Regions from separate parts of the Homo sapiens genome. Here region 2 is linked to region 1. A link is a loop called in an ENCODE intact Hi-C map of the cell type or tissue named here. Cell type or tissue: OCI-LY7. All regions are shown on one strand. Each heading gives the region's core, and the rest is flanking DNA. Links, peaks and the distances in the headings are about the cores only. Region 1 overlaps FEV (FEV transcription factor, ETS family member). Region 2 holds the start of LOC107985987 (a long non-coding RNA gene).

Region 1 (8,319 bases), core at 303-8,302:
GGGTTGCATGGAGGGCCGATTGTAATGTAGGGCACTGGGGAGACCTAAAGGCAGATAGAGAGCTCTGGGTTTCAGTGCAGGGTCTAGAGGAGTTGAAATGAGCAGATTGGGAGCCTGGGGGCCAAGAGCCGGGACTCAGGGACCCGAAGGAGCCTGAGAGGGGAAGCACGGGTCTCTGGCGTGGTGGAGTACTCTGTGGCCGAGCCGTACCAGAAGGCTGTGGTCCGCGGGCGTCTCCCCTGCGCTCTCACGGCTCCTCACCTTCCTGCTACGAGCTTCAGGCCGGCCCTCCAGGCACCCTCCTCTTCTCTTCGCGCTCCAGCTCGGCTGGCGCAGTTCCCCGCTCGGCTTTATAAGGCTCCAGCCGGCCCCTTCGGAAAGCGGATTTCCTTTTTCCTGGACGCGTTTCCTGACTTGGGCTCTATGGAGGGGCTCCGCGCAGCGCGCCTGGACCAGGCTCCGGGAGGAGGAGCCGGGTGGCCCGGGCCCCCAGCCTCGCGCCTGGGGACCACAGCACCCCCCTTAAGCCTTGGCCCGGGGCCCTTTTGTCAAGCCCACAACTTCCGCCCGGGGTTCTCCTGATTCTTTTCTTCTGCTGCTTGCAGATCCCGTCGGAGACGGTCTCTTCAAGGACGGGAAGAACCCGAGCTGGGGGCCGCTGAGCCCCGCGGTTCAGAAAGGTGAGATGGCCGGCGCGCTGGGCGGCGGAGGCGAGGTTGGTTGGGGTCAGGGCACAGGCGGACAGTAGGTGGGAGCAGTGTGGACCCAGGGTTCACACTGAAGCCCGGAGTCCTGGCCTGGTTGTGCGGAGGCCTTGGGAAGACAGTCACTTGGTTTTTGGCTCCTGCATCTCCTGAGCACCAGGAAAAGAGTTGCAGGCCAAGGCAGATGGAGAGGATCCCAGCCCCAGGCCCTTTTGCTGCTGTGTATGGTTTTCCAGGCTTTGGGGCAGGGGCTGGGACACTTAGCGTCCTTTCCCTGCTGGTAGTAGGAGCTCAAGGCCGCAGCACCAGCCGGCAATGGAACCGGGGGAATTACTCCCCAAACACAGCGGGCTTCCCAATCACTAGACCCTGGCTACTGCCACCTGCTTCACCCTCCGGCGCTGACTCACGCCGGCTGATCTCTGCTGGCCAACTCTGCCAGACGATTGCAATTGATTCCCAGGTTCACCACCAGCGCTCCACGGGTAGTCGCTAAATTACCCTTTTGACGGCTGGCTCTTCAAGCAGCGTCTCCCCACAGTCCCCATCTCAGTCGTTACCCTAGATCTCACCAAGAGACAGAAACCACAAAAACGAGGTTGGCGACTGTTTTATCCAGAAGGAAACTATGCCCAACAGGAACGGTCATCCAAGCCGCTGAGGTTGCTCCGCCTTTGGTGCCAGGTGCACCTTTGTACCCAAACCTTCCCTTGCTTCTGACCCTAAAACTTAACTCTGGGGACCAGAAACCAGGAAGCTCTTTGCTGGGCTGGCTTGAAGGGATTGGGATTGAAATTATGGGGAAGGGTAGCGTCTGGATTCTAAGCCAGTGGCTGAAAAAGTAAGAGGGGTTCAAAAGACTATATTTGAGGCAGTAAGCAGACCACTTTGAGGAAAATCCGTTTTATTCTAAAAGGGAGTGGGGGTAATTGTATCGGGATTTTTCTCTGCCTGTCTGCTTGAGGCTCCAAGACAGGGGAGCAGGAATTCTGGGACCCCACTCTCTAACCACTCGCATATCCTGGAAAAACCTCCTTGCTGCCTCCAGCAACCGAATTCGGAGGGAGATCACACAAAGACAGGAGGAGGTTGGTAGCCAAGCACAACAGCTGCTCGGTCCGTTCCCCTCCTCAGAGTTGTTCATCAGGCCCCGAGAACTATGGCACCTTCGTAGGCAGGGAATCCCGCCTGTTCCGAAAATAAGAGGCCAAATTCTCAGGGCCAGCGCAGAGGCCTGCGCACCCGAAGGTGGCTAGGATAGTGAGCCCATGAGAGCTTGCCCCTCCTGTCACGTATAGGGGGCCACTGTTCGTTCCTACTCCTGTCGGATGTGGTGTCCCAAGGGAGCCAGCCACCACTCCACCTCAGGAGTAGCCTGTCCAACTACGTCTTTGGGGACTCGGGACTAGCTGGGCCTTGTCCAGCAGTGGTTGGGGTCGTCCTGCTGCACGCCTGTCCCTTCCCACCTCTGGATGTGGTCCAGCTGGGATGGGGCAGTCCGATCATTCTGCCCAAGGCCGCCCTGTACGGTTGTGCGTCTTTTCCCTAAATAAGGGCGCCCGGCTGAGATGGAGAGTGGCGGCGGATATCTGTCCTTGCTCGCCTTGGAAAGCCAAGTGCCTTGGTGCGCCGCTGCGCTCACGTGGGGGGAGGCAATGCTTCCCCTTCCCCCCAACCCCCAAGTTCCACAAAACCGTGCATCTGGAAAGCTACGTGCTCTTCAGTGGAAGCCGCATTTCCATTGTGCAAAAGCGCGGTAAGGCTACACACCACTCTGCTGATCAGCCCCTCCGGGGCCGGCCTCTCCCGCCGAACGCAGCTGCAGTTTGACTTGCACTTTTCCTCCCCCAGTGCCGGTTCCTGCCGGGGTGGGTCAGTTTCCCGCCAGCACTCTTCCCCAGTTCCCGCCTCCCCGCTCCCGCCTGTGGCTGACCGCCCCCCTCCCCACAGGCAGCGGACAGATCCAGCTGTGGCAGTTTCTGCTGGAGCTGCTGGCTGACCGCGCGAACGCCGGCTGCATCGCGTGGGAGGGCGGTCACGGCGAGTTCAAGCTCACGGACCCGGACGAGGTGGCGCGGCGGTGGGGCGAGCGCAAGAGCAAGCCCAACATGAACTACGACAAGCTGAGCCGCGCCCTGCGCTACTACTACGACAAGAACATCATGAGCAAGGTGCATGGCAAGCGCTACGCCTACCGCTTCGACTTCCAGGGCCTGGCGCAGGCCTGCCAGCCGCCGCCCGCGCACGCTCATGCCGCCGCCGCAGCTGCTGCCGCCGCCGCGGCCGCCCAGGACGGCGCGCTCTACAAGCTGCCCGCCGGCCTCGCCCCGCTGCCCTTCCCCGGCCTCTCCAAACTCAACCTCATGGCCGCCTCGGCCGGGGTCGCGCCCGCCGGCTTCTCCTACTGGCCGGGCCCGGGCCCCGCCGCCACCGCTGCCGCCGCCACCGCCGCGCTCTACCCCAGTCCCAGCTTGCAGCCCCCGCCCGGGCCCTTCGGGGCCGTGGCCGCAGCCTCGCACTTGGGGGGCCATTACCACTAGACGGGGCGGTCGGGTGCCTGCGGCCTCGCCCGCACGCCTAGAGTCTCGCCCGATCCCATCGGCATCCCGGGGAGGGCCCGGGAGCCTCCGTCAACCGTCCTCTAATCCAGAGTTTACTCCACCTGCCGCACTTAGCAGGGGGACGGGACCGAAGCTCCCTCAATCCTTGTCTGGTACTAGATTTGCTCCTGTCCCACCCCGCAGTCCCCTGAGGAGGGCGATGTGCGCCCTCTTTCACTTTTTTTCTTCTAGGTCTCCAGGTCCCGGAGGGGATTTGTGGACCTCTCTTGTCTCCCCACCACTCCAGTGCATTTCCGCCTGGCTCCTAGAAGCCCCATTCAATATCACTACTCTTTAACGAGTGCCAAATCTTTTCCCACTTTTGCTCTTCCCCAAGGAACTGCTCCCACCTCAGCACGTGGAGGCCTCTCACGGTCCTCCTTCCTGGGACCTGAGCAGGTTTGGTGAAAGCCACCGTCCTCCGTGACACACGGCCCCCTTCCTCCTGTCCCCACACTCCCAGGAGAAACTCCCGGTGTGTTTCTGACCCTTTCAGCCCCATTAAAGCTCCTGAGCTCTCCGCTGCCTCCTCTCTCTCTGTTCTTTGCTGCGCCAGAACCCGTGGTTAGGGGAAAGCAGGGAGAGGCTCATCTCGGGCCTGAGCAGAGAACTGCCAAGGAAAACGTCCCGAGAAGGAGGGTGGCGCGGGCTTGGGCGCCGCCCGCAGGCAGCGAGAGGCCTGGATGGTGGGCTCAGCCCGAGGGAGCCGCCTTGCCTCATACCCACCCTGCCAGGCGACCCCAGCTCACCTCACTCCCTTCCGGTTGCCCTTCACCCCACTCTATCCCTACTTCCGTCCCAGCAGACACCCGCACCCCACCCTCCCCATCTCACCCACCCTTCCACCCAACCCTCACCCCACCCCATCCCAGTAGGCACCCAACCCCCACTCCCACCCCACCCAACCCTCCCCATCTCACCCACCCTTCCACCCGCCCCTCACCCCACCCCATCCTAACAGGCACCCACATCACATCTTCCCCCTCTCGCCCATCCTTCCACCCGCCCCTCACCCCATCTTATCCCAATACGCACGCGCACCCCACCCCCTCATCTCACCCACCCTTCCACCCGCCCCTCACCTCATCCCGACCTTCATCCCTCCTGGCGGAGCTTCACCCCACCTCAGCCTTCCCTCAGCCACTTTATTTCATCCCCTTCCCCAACCACCCTCCCCTCCTCGTCCTGCTCTCACTTAGACTTTCTCTCCCTATCCCTCACAAACCGTCCCCTCCCCCCAACATCTGTCGCCGTCTTTCTTCTGCTCGGCCTCCTCATTTGCAGAAGAAGGGGTCTCTCTCCCACCCGGCTCCTGCGCTTGCGGCTCGCAGCCTCCCCTCGGAGTCTAGCTCCTGCACCTCCTTCTCGCGGGCGGTGCGCGCCCTCTGCTGGTCGGAGGAGGGTACGCTGGGGAGAGCTTTGTACCTAAGCCGGGGAGGATTTTGTGCGCCGCGCAGTGCAAACCGCAAGTGCCTGGCCAGACTGAGGACTGCAGGACCCAGTCGTCTCCAGGTCTCCTTTGGCCCTCAGAGAGGAGGGTGAAAAGGGGAACGCTGCATCCCAGGTCTGACCTCTGGAAGCCTGGGAAGCGGGTCGAGTGGATTATTCTCCTGGCTGGGCCCCTTTCCTCACCACCTAGAGGCCCTTCTGAATACTGCGCCCTCCCACCAGGGCCACTGCCCTTAAGTTCTATTCGTTTTTAAACGCCTTCGCTTAGAGGAAAACAACACTGGGGAAGGTGCCTAAAGGGACAGTCCCCAACCTCAAGGCAACTGCTCCTCAAGGCAAGCCCCTGGCTCTCCTTTCCCCCTCTGTCCTGGCTATTCTTTTCCACGCGCACACCTCTTCTTGGGCACAGGAAGGGGCAATGCAGGCGGGAGGCTGAGCAGTTGGGGGTGTGGGGTGGGCCTGACGCCCCTTCCCAAAGAATTTTGCCAGGGAAAGAGTCTTTATTCATTTTCATTTTATTTTTCGCTTTATTTTTTCTGGTTTTCCAAAGAACACACACTCAGCATAGAAAATTTGGAAACACACACCTAAGGCCTCCATGAACTATTGGTTGGATGAAGCGTGTAAAAACGCATGAAGGGGCCAGGCGCGGTGGCTCACGCCTGTAATCTCAGCACTTTGGGAGGCCGAGGCAGGCGGATCAGGAGGTCAGGAGATCGAGACCCTCCTGGCTAACACAGTGAAACCCCGTCTCTACTAAGAATACAAAAAATTAGCCGAGCGTGGTGGCGGGCGCCTGTAGTCCCAGCTACTTGGGAGGCTGAGGCAGGAGAATCGCTTGAACCGGGAGGCAGAGGTTGCAGTGAGCCGAGATCGCACCACTGCACTCCAGCCTGGGCGACAGAGCAAGATTCCATCAAAAAAATAAATAAATAAATAAATAAAAAAGCCAAACCTATAGTCCTGTTACACAGACGCCACTGTTACTATTGATAATTTTTTGTCAAAATCCTCCCTTCCTCCCTTTCTTTTCTCGATGCCTTTTATTTATTTTTTTTGAGGCAGTGTCTCTCTCTGTTGCCCAGGCTGCCAGGCCGAGTGCAGTGGTGGGATTTCAGCTCACTGCAACCTCCGCCTCTCGGGCTCAAGTGATCCTTCCACTTCAACTTCCCGAGAAACTGAGACTACAGGCCTGTGCCACCATCCCCAGCTAATTTTTGTGTGTTTTGCAGAGGGGACGGGGTTTTGCCATGTTGCCCAGGCTGGTCTTGAACTCCTGGGCTCAAGCGATCCACCCACTTTGGCCTCCCAAAGTGCCTGGTTTTACAGGTATGTGCCACAGTGCCTGGCCGATGCCTTTTAAAATTTGATAATACCCTGCTTTCGTAGCTGAATAGAAAACAAGTATGTTCCACATCATTATGCCCGACAGGCCTCCCCGGATGGGAGAGTGGGCTGGTGCATTCATCAAGCAGGTGAGCCAGTCTGGCCTGGTGGGGGTCCTCTGTGATTTGCATGGTGGCAATGAGGGAGGGGGTGCAGCATCAGAGAGCCTCTTTACAGCCCTATTTGCAGGGGTCAGGAAACTGGGAGGAAGAAGAAACACACTGAGAAGATACAGCCAGGATCCAGAAAGATCTGGGTTGCTAAAAATTATGGGCTGAATGTAGCAAAGTAAAATTTCTGGTTTTTGTTGTTGTTGTTTTGTGTTGTTTTTGTTTTTTGTTTGTTTGTTTGTTTGAGATGGAGTCTCACTCTGTTGCCCAGGCTGGAGTGCAATGATCTCGGCTCACTGCAACCTCTGCCTCCCGGGCTCAAGCGATTCTCCTGCCTCAACCTGCCAAGTAGCTGGGATATAGGTGCTTGCCACCACACCCGGCTAATTTTTGTATTTTTAGTAGAGGTGGGGTTTCATCATGATGGCCAGGCTGGTCTCGAACTCCTGACCTCAAGTCATCCACCTGACTTGGCCTCCCAAAGTGCTGGAATTACAGGTGTGAGCCACCGCACCCAGCCACAAAGTAAAATTCCTTAGGAAGAACTGTGAGGCCCTGTTCTTACATCTTTAAATGAAACAACAGAAGTCAGAGTCTTGGCAAAGATGGGGCTCAGCAGAGCCTGTGTGTAAATGAGTAATGTCCTAGCCAATGTAACGTTAAATAGGAACCTGTAGGGTGAAGTGCAGAAAAATCATTGTGATTTGAGGATGCATTGATGGAGCTGTGACACCTAAGATGAAGGAAGTGGTCCACTTGGTTTAATAAGTCTGCCCCCAGGAACATTGTGCACAGTGTTGCTTTCAGGAAGAGACCAAGTGGAGGACACACAGTGTAGTAGTAGGCCCAGGAAGTGAAGAGGAAAAATGGTGGAAAGCCAACAACAATATGAGATGTTTCTGGAAAGTCAACTGGGAGAAAGGGGGATGGGAGCTGTCCTCATTTATTCAAAGTGCTGTCCTGAGAGAGAGGACCTGGATGCCTGTGACTAAGGGCAGTATTGGGACACGTGGTTGGAAGCTCCAGTAAAACAGATGTCACCTTGATCTAATGAAAAGCCTCTGCCATGGAACATGTTGGGTGAGTTCTCTGTCACCAGAGTGTTCAGCAGACCCTTCTGTGAGAAGCAGAGAGGGGAGGTGGACTAGGCGACTTCTCTAACCTTGAGACTCTTGGAATCCTGTGAAGGAGTCAATAAAGGGGGGATTTTAGTCATTGTTGGGGAGCTGGGGGAGATATTGTTAGATTAAGGGATCTTCTTACCTATGAAATTGCATCCTTAAAGCTCACCCCATTACTCTGTTCTTTCCTGTCCACATAGCCAGTTTGGGAGGCTAAGATATAGAACTGGGAACCAGAAATTCTGAGTTCCAGTTGCAGCTTGGCAACTAACTTGCTGTGTGACCTTCACATAATCACATCTCTTTTCTGGGATTTCATTCTCCTCTCATTTAAATAATAAGGCTGAACCAGAGATTTGCAAACTCTGCTCTGTGGAACTTTAAGGGTCAATTAGGTTCTCTCTGTTCCAAAAAAAAAAAAAAAGAAGAGCTGGAAAACGTCTATCCAAGATGACCTACAGGTCGAACCCAATCTCAGAATGCAGTAGATGGGTATCCTCTTCTCCAGATTATCTCAGCTCTAGGAGCCCCTGCCTTTGTGATGTCTCCAAGCCCTGAGTTACTGTGGTCTTGGCAGGACTGTACTCCACCCAATCCCTGAAGAAGCCACAGTCTTACCACACTCAGCTTCCTGATGATCCAGGCCTGTCCTCATGGACCCTTAACCCCTTGGTCCTTGGCTCTCCAAGGTATCGATCCCACCATTGCTTTCCTCTGCCAATCCAGGGTCAAGCCCCTCTTGCATTTTCTGAAGTTCTGAGCCTTTTCTTTATCACCTCATTCAAGTCGCTAGTGAAAGTATGGTTCACTCCCCTGCCGTATGCTTGCACTACAGTTTACAAAATGCTTTCACACCCATCACTTTTTTGACCCCTCCAAGGTTAGGAAGACAGGGCAGGTATTGCTTTATCTGCTGGGAGGATAAATAAACGAAGGCCCCAGATGTTAA
Region 2 (8,319 bases), core at 62-8,061, 73 kb before region 1:
AAGGCCCACGTGCATTGCTCCGTCAAGTCCGGTGAGCCGCCGCCGGGGGGCTGGGCCCGGGGCCGGGGCCGCAGGGCATGGGCAGGAGGAGTAGTGCCGAGAAGGTGAAGAGCCCGCCCGGGGATGGAGGCAGGGATCCGGGGGAAGAGGACATCAGCGGCGCTCTCCAAGGCTGCTCCTGACCGTGACTGCCTGCTCATCCCATGCCTGGCAGTGTCATGGTAGGAGCCTAGGGCGATAGGGCCCTGTCCCAGGGCTGCTGGGTGCTGACCTGGTGGCCCACAGTCCAGAGCCTGCCACAGGAGGTGCAAGACAGAGCAAGCTGGACAGATGGAGGAAGCCAGGCTGCCAGACAAGGCCTCCCCACCCCACCTGGCACAGAACAAGGCGGGTGGTGGGGCCAGGAGCCGGGGTATGCCCAGACACCTGCATGCCTGACCAGGAGCCCAGAGGCTCAGAACCCACCACCCAGCTGCAGGTCAGCCCTCCCTGGGGCGCAGGCGTCCCCAACCTCTCCCCCTGTGCCCTGAAGCTGGACATTTTGGGGCAAAGCCAGCCAGGAGAGCCAGACTAAACAAAGTGGACTCAATAAAGTGGATTTTCCCAGATTGGCCGCATTGTTGATCAGAATTGGCAGGCACTGGGGCCTCACCCCTCCCTCAAGTCTTGTCAGCACCCTGTCACCTACACTGAACCCAGCCATGGAGGCTCCAAATGGTTCCTGTGTGGCTCCCAGCCAAGCCCCACCTGGCTGCCGGCTCAGCCTTTCACACTGGCAGCGTGTAATAGTTGCACTCTCATAGACCCGCACACTGAGCCCAGGCCCACATTTTGATATTCCTGACCCTACCCTGACCCACAACCACACCCTGAACCTTCCACTCAATACTTCCCCTGCCAACTGTGTCTACTGCAAGGCCCATCCACCCTTCACTGCAAACATTGACCCACGACAACCACTTCCATTCATTACTCCTGACCCCCAAACACTGTTCTCCAGCTCACCTGCTGATGCCGCAGTGTTCTGTCCCTGCACAGGGACTCAGCATGTGAACTGAAGATGGTGACTGTGTCCTCGCCCCTGGCCTGCCCCTGACCCAAACATTCACTCCGAGGCTGCCCAGGAGTCTGCCTTTGCCCCACTGGGTGGGCTCCTCTCACATCCCTACATTCAAAGGTCCAGCTCTGTTACAGAACCTGGGGAGTCAGCCTGAGAGGGCAATTTTTGGGAAGTGTCTGAGCAAGGGGTGAGAAATAACAGAACATCTAGGCCTCGGAGGAGCTAAGCAACCTCCCCCTTCCATGAGGTAGCCCTTTCCTTCTCATCCACTGGGTCTTGGAGCCCCACTATGCTCCTTGGCAAGGTATTAGGCTGGGGAGGGGGGTCACAGAAGATCACATTGGAGTAAGGGGATGGGGGCAGTGAAGTATGGGTTCAAGCCTGCATAGGAAGTGGGGGGCAGGAGCTGGGATATGGTGACGGGGGCTCTCTGGGAGCAAGAGGAGCTCTGGCTGGCTGGGGTGGCCAAGGGAGGGTCGTTGTGACCAGGAGGCTGAGCTGCACAGCAGTAACACCTTCATGTCCCTTTCTCCCACAGAGCACTCGGCCGCAGCCAAGACGGGCGGCTGCTTCCCTGCCGGAGCCCAGGTACGCCTGGAGAGTGGGGCGCGTGTGGCCTTGTCAGCCGTGAGGCCGGGAGACCGTGTGCTGGCCATGGGGGAGGATGGGAGCCCCACCTTCAGCGATGTGCTCATTTTCCTGGACCGCGAGCCTCACAGGCTGAGAGCCTTCCAGGTCATCGAGACTCAGGACCCCCCACGCCGCCTGGCACTCACACCCGCTCACCTGCTCTTTACGGCTGACAATCACACGGAGCCGGCAGCCCGCTTCCGGGCCACATTTGCCAGCCACGTGCAGCCTGGCCAGTACGTGCTGGTGGCTGGGGTGCCAGGCCTGCAGCCTGCCCGCGTGGCAGCTGTCTCTACACACGTGGCCCTCGGGGCCTACGCCCCGCTCACAAAGCATGGGACACTGGTGGTGGAGGATGTGGTGGCATCCTGCTTCGCGGCCGTGGCTGACCACCACCTGGCTCAGTTGGCCTTCTGGCCCCTGAGACTCTTTCACAGCTTGGCATGGGGCAGCTGGACTCCGGGGGAGGGTGTGCATTGGTACCCCCAGCTGCTCTACCGCCTGGGGCGTCTCCTGCTAGAAGAGGGCAGCTTCCACCCACTGGGCATGTCCGGGGCAGGGAGCTGAAAGGACTCCACCGCTGCCCTCCTGGAACTGCTGTACTGGGTCCAGAAGCCTCTCAGCCAGGAGGGAGCTGGCCCTGGAAGGGACCTGAGCTGGGGGACACTGGCTCCTGCCATCTCCTCTGCCATGAAGATACACCATTGAGACTTGACTGGGCAACACCAGCGTCCCCCACCCCCGTCGTGGTGTAGTCATAGAGCTGCAAGCTGAGCTGGCGAGGGGATGGTTGTTGACCCCTCTCTCCTAGAGACCTTGAGGCTGGCACGGCGACTCCCAACTCAGCCTGCTCTCACTACGAGTTTTCATACTCTGCCTCCCCCATTGGGGAGGGCCCATTCCATCCATCTTAGGCCCCTTTGGGTGGGCTTGCGCCTCAGTTGATGCTGCTAAATTCCCTGGGAGCCAGCATGGATCTGGCTGGACCCGATGCTGTCCAGAACTGGGAAGGCCACAGGGGTGGGGCAGCCATCCCGGCCATTCTGAGGTATGACATTCCTCCCCGGCCACACTCCTCAAGACACATCCAGAGACTGTTGCTGTCTGTGGGCAGAGTTCTGTGTTCTGGCCAATGTGACCGTAGTGCCGGGGACTGGGGGAGGTGGGTTGGATGTGCTTGCCACCCCCCCGGCTAAGCTCCCCCTTCTGCTGAACCATGATCCCCACCCCCTCCGCCGGTCAGTCTCCCATACCTTATTTATTGGAGTGGAGGGGGAAGCCCATGGGAGAATTTTGGGGATGTTTTGGTCTTTTCTTCCTTTTGTAATAAAAATTATTTAAGTTGTTAGAGCCACAGAGTCCAGGATGCTCACAGATAGTTTGGAGCCCTGGAAGGTTGTGTCCAGGGTTTTCTCCCCTCCTCGGAGAGGCCTGGCTCACCTTCCTCCAAGGACAAAAACTCCAGGCCTCCCACCCTCACTGCAGGTCCATTCCCACCCAGTAGCTCTGCAAAGCCCCTACAGAGAGCTGTGCTCTGCACAGGGCAGGACCTTCCCACACTGACCTCACCATTTACCCCAAACAAGGATGGACCCGAGAGAGAACAGAGTTGACTAGTCCATGGTCACCTTACTCATCTATAACCATGCCCTTGTGCTCTCAGGGCCTGGGCTTCTGACTCTTCCCTGTTGGTAATGGACCACAGTGTGAAAAGATTCTGTAAAATTCACGTTGTCTTGTGGGCTATTCTGACTTCTCGGACAGGTCAGAGATCCCTAATCTAGCAGTTCTCAAATGTCAGGATCACCTGGGAAGCTTGTTTAAAGATGATTCCTGGCCCCACTTCCAGGATTCCACTTTTTTTTTTTTTTTTTTTTTTGAGACAGAGTCTTACTCTATTGGCCAGGCTGGAGTGCAGTAGCGCAATCTTGGCTCACTGCAATCTCTGCCTCCTGGGTTCACACCATTCTCCTGCCTCAGCCTCCTGAGTAGGTGGGACTACAGGCACACGCCACCATGCCTGGCTAATTTTTATTTGTATTTTTACTGGAGACGGGGTTTCACCGTGTTAGCCAGGATGGTCTCGATCTCATGTCCTTGTGATCCACCCACCTCAGCCTCCCAAAGTGCTGGGATTACAGGCAGGAGCCACCACGCCCGGCCCAGGATTCCACTTTAATAGATCCAGTGCAAAGCCCAGGAGCTTAGTTTTGCAAACACCCCAAACATGGCAGATGGTCCATGGGCCACACTCAAGAACTGCTGCTTAGTCCAGAGGAGGCCTGGTTTACTGCCAAGACAGCATGACCCCCTTCTTTACTTTCCCTCCATCTCTCCATCCCAAGGCAAGTTTTTCTATACTCGCTATAGATAAGCTGAGATTCTAGGTCCAGTGGTACAAAATTTTCAGGAGTTTTGTGAGTCAGTTGAAATAGGCACAGTGGCCATAGAACTCTGGAAACTGGCAGAGACTACCAATTAGGGTTTCCCCCCACCTTGGGGAGCCAGTTGTTGAAGTGTGCCACTGCCCAGGCTCTGCCCTTTTACACAGATGTCTGTGTTGAAAGTGGTGGGGATGACTGTTCAGACTCTTAGTTTACCCTGTCCTCACATCCACTGAAGAAAATGCCAGAGAAAACCATTATTCTGGGGTCTGTGTCATCTGGAGAAATAGGGCCCCACTGGCTGTACTGATAACTGCTATCATTTTTGATGACTAACCATTGCTAGGCATTATTCTAGATCTTTACACTCAGTAGGCCACTTAGTGCTCATAATGACCCTATGTGGTGTGTACTTTATTTAATATTACCACTTTCCAGAAAAGAACACAGAGGCACAGGGAGGTTAAGAAACTTGCCCAGGAGTACACAAGAAGCGACAGAAGCAGAATTTGAATCCTTCCAGACTGGCTCTTGGGTCCATTGTTTTTATCCCCAAGCTTTTCCCCTGGGGAACTCAGGTTCTCTCTGGTAGGTCGCACTCAGCATTTGAGGTCTGGAAATCTGCTTTGTCAACACATCTAGAGTGGACCCATCTCTCTGTGGCAGACTCTTACTGACCAGGCTCACAGGGACCAAAATGTTCATGAACTCATTCACAGTGAGAAATAACAGGCCAAGGTCAAGATGCTCTTGTCCATTCATTCACACATTCTCTCCATGTAGACATTCTACCTGGGAGATCAGATTGTGGTGACAAGTTGTTGGTGAGTGTGGATGCATGCAGTAGATGACTCTCCAGCTCATGGAGGAAGGAGTGGGGGGATGCCTCTCCTGCTGGGGTTGGGCACATGTGGTCCAGCAGACACAGAGCCATTTGGTGTCCTTAGACCTTTCTGTTCTAGATGGGCCTCCTCAGGGAACAAATTCATTCTTCAGACAAAGATTGCAAAGATTCAGCAAAGAACTTTGTACGAATTCAGGCCCTCAAAAGAACAAATTTGGGGTGGGAGTGAGACCCTACAGCTTTTCCTGGAATTCTGGGCCCAGATATGAAGAAACAAGGAGACAGTCTGGAGATCATCTTTCACATCTGCAGTGTGGTGGCCCAAATCTCTCCCATCCTCTGTACAGTGCTGAGACCCAGAGGAGGGTCATTTGCACCACCCAGACCCAGGCAGTGCAGATCCAATGCCTGCTTCTCCACTTGGGCCCAAGCTTAGCCCCCAAGGCTGCTGCATCCAGAACTGTGATGTTCGCTCATAGTCAATGCTTATTTTATTTTATTTTATTTATTTTTTGAGACAGGGTCTCATTCTGTCACCCAGGATGGAGTGCAGTGGCAAGATCTCGGCTCACTGCAGCCTCTGCCTTAGGTTCAAGCAATTCTCCTGCCTCAGCCTCCCGAGTAGCTGGGATTACAGGCGTGTGCCATACCAAACCCAGTTAATTTTTTGTATTTTTAGTAGAGATGGGGTTTTGCCATGTTGGCCAGGCTGGTCTCAAATTCCTGGCCTCAAATGATCTGCCCACCTCAGCCTCCCAAAGTGCTGAGATTACAGACGTGAGCCACCGCGGCCGGCCAATCTCATAGTCAATGTTAATGGATGCCACTCCATGTCAGGCACTGTGCCTGAGTTGGGGAAAAGAGGCAGTGCCTGCCCTCAGTAAACTCCTAAGTTGGGAGGGAGAAGTGTGGGAGACAGGGATATCCACATGGTGCACTAACTGCTGTGGCTGACATCCTCACAGTGGCTACTGAAGCACCATGGAGTGGCTGGTGACTAGGAAGACTTCCTGAAGACGAGGATGCTACAAATGGGGCAAGAAGGAGTTTTCCTGGCAGGCATGTGGAAGAGATCCAGGCTAAGGACATAGTTAAATAAAAGGTTTGGGGGCTTGAGGGCTTAGAGGAACCACCATTAGGCCAGCATGGTAAAGCTATGTGGGTCACGTGGGCTTGGCAAAAGCCAAAGTGGAGAGGTAGGCAGGAGGCAGATGACACAGAGCCTGTGTTGCACGCAATAGGACTCAATCCCAGGGGCCCTCAAACAGGGGAAGCTCATGACTAGGTTGCTTCCAAAAGCTCATCTGGCTACAGTATGGAGGGCAGACCAGAGAGGACAATCATGGAAGCACTACTGGGGAGTTGGTGTCCTAGACCAGGGAAGTGGCTCTAGGGTCATAAAGAAGGTGATGGATTGTAGATACTTAGGCAATAGAATGGCCAGGATGGAAGCCAGGGTTGGATGAGCGAGGGGGATGAGAAAAGGGCCCAAGTCAACTTTGGGGGTTTTAAGTAGGAAATCCAGCTCCCCCACCACCAGCATCCTTGACCTTGAACCTTGGTCTTCTTTGGCTTTAGTGGCTGCACCTGTAAGGGTGATGTCCAGGGCTTTCCTATATAGATATACTCTCTCCCTGTCATCCAAGGGTCTACTGGGGTTCAAGGGACCCTCCAGGCACCTGTTCTGTCTGCCTGCCTCTCTGCTCTATCTTGGAAATGCATGGGAAAGAAATTCAGAGTAGCCTCTGCTATCCCAGTCCAGGCAAAATGCAAGAACTATGCCTAAGTCCACAGGTCCCTGGGAGGACCTGGAGTGTCAGGGTCCAGGAGTCACAGTGGGGGAACTTCCTGGCTGCGAGGCATCTGGAGCTGCCTGGGCCAGTTACCTTCTATAGAAGCTCACTGCACCCTGGTTCCCCTATCTGGCTGTGCTGGGGCCTCTCCGTAAGTACCCTTCCTCAAGCTGGCCTTACAGCCTTCTCTCTTTTGTTTGGAAAGCCCCACTCACTGCTGGCATGGCTCTTTGGAAGCCCTGCAGGCCTGCACTCAGCCATCTTCCCTAAGAGACACAGGTCTCAGGGTGGAATGGCTTCTGACAGTGAGTGGTCCTGTGTTGGAAAGGGCTGAACCCAATGCACACGTCCTTTAGGCAGCAGAGCCTGCTGCTAGCACCTATGCCACCTGTGTGGGAACTGGAAATAGGAGCCCTCCATTGAAATATTTAGTAAGAAGTGCCCCCTCAGGGATACTCAACTAGAAAAGGCAGCTCTCCTGGTCTGGTGCCAGGAGCAGGAAGTCCATTTAGAAGAGACTCTAGCCCAGGGTATATGCTGGGGCTTTCAGAGCGTGTCTGGATTTCAGTCCCCCTGCTCCCTCAGCCTAGAGCCCTTGTGCAGTGTACAACTTTTACAACCATCAATTCTGGTCCTGGTGGGCCTGGGCTTCTGCCAGGCTCAGCAGATTCTGCCAGGGATGAAGATTCAGAGAGAAGCTACATACAGTGTGACGCCAGAGGAAGTGCAGAGTGATTAGACAGGACTGGGGGCAGGATGCGCAATGCTCAGAGACTTCCTGGGGTTGGTGTTGGCCTGGGTCTTCAGGGGTATGAGTGACTTGGGCAAGGGCAGGTGGGTGTATCATCAGGAGCAGATGTACAGAGGGGAAGTTCAGGGCATGCCCAGGGACTGGGAGCCAGTGTAGTTGGGGCTAGAAGTTTGATGAGGGGAGACTTCAAAATGGGAGGTAGGGGAGGGAAATGCTGTATCCCATGGCAAGAGTGGAGTTGAGGGCCTGGAGGGAAATGCCCCAGCGGGTAGTGCCCCAAAGAAGGCTGGGCTCCAGCAATGGAGGCCTTCTCTGGAGAACATAGACCCAGCTTCCCACCTGGAGGGGCGCCCCTTCAGGGCAAACCTCCTTGGCAGGGTAGGTGGTGGCAGCTCCCCAGCCTGTGCCCTCTGGCCCCTGGGTGGTTGTGCCTTCTGAGGCTCAGCCCCACCTCCCACACCTCAGCCTGGTTCTCAAAGCCTCTTTGTTTTATGGGGCCAAGTGGTGGGGAGCCCGGATCTGATAAGGCTCAGTTGGGTAGATATAGCCCCTCCCTGAGTGCCTCACCGGCCTGAGTCACACCTGCTGCCTGGCACGCATGCACATCCCATCTACCCCAGCTGGGCCTTCTGCCCAGCTGGGCCAGGGTTTGACCTCTGGGCTGGCCTTCCCTGCAGCCTATTCAAGAGCTCTCTCGTCCGTATGGGGAAGCAGAATAGGGGAATTATTACCCACATTTCAGAGATAAGTAAAGCAAGGCCCCAAGAGGGAAAATGCCTTGCCCACAGCCATTTCTCCCATAATCTACTATGCACCTACTATCGATTAGGTGCACTACGTGTGGTATTTACATGATC

The links. A loop is a pair of places that touch in the nucleus more often than their neighbours do. Peaks named below come from ENCODE experiments on the same cell type or tissue, not always from the same donor. Only the 100,000 strongest peaks of a DNase experiment are listed, where the experiment ranks them.
Region 2: it touches region 1 in a loop (6-fold over the local background); 10 of 110 quality-filtered maps call a loop at or near these places.

The regions. Positions count from the first base shown.
Region 1 is chr2:218,976,592-218,984,910 of GRCh38, reverse strand. FEV (FEV transcription factor, ETS family member) reads left to right here. Exons shown (of 3, transcript NM_017521.3): 2 at 606-680; 3 at 2,655-3,824. The coding sequence ends at 3,244. It overlaps LINC00608 (long intergenic non-protein coding RNA 608), which reads right to left. Exons shown (of 2, transcript NR_024385.1): 1 at 7,513-8,319; 2 at 6,989-7,429. Among named protein-coding and RNA genes, the nearest start is that of FEV, 4.4 kb to the left of the region's middle. RefSeq lists an enhancer at 4,827-4,926. In OCI-LY7, for the core only: CTCF peaks have their summits at 3,506, 4,531 and 4,743; a DNase peak (open chromatin) is centred at 4,700; H3K4me3 peaks cover 540 bases.
Region 2 is chr2:219,049,145-219,057,463 of GRCh38, reverse strand. IHH (Indian hedgehog signaling molecule) reads left to right here. Exons shown (of 3, transcript NM_002181.4): 2 at 1-31; 3 at 1,599-3,040. The coding sequence ends at 2,257. LOC107985987 (a long non-coding RNA gene) reads left to right here and starts at 5,641. Exons shown (of 3, transcript XR_001739887.1): 1 at 5,641-6,020. In OCI-LY7, for the core only: no CTCF peak of the experiment used is centred there; no DNase peak of the experiment used is centred there.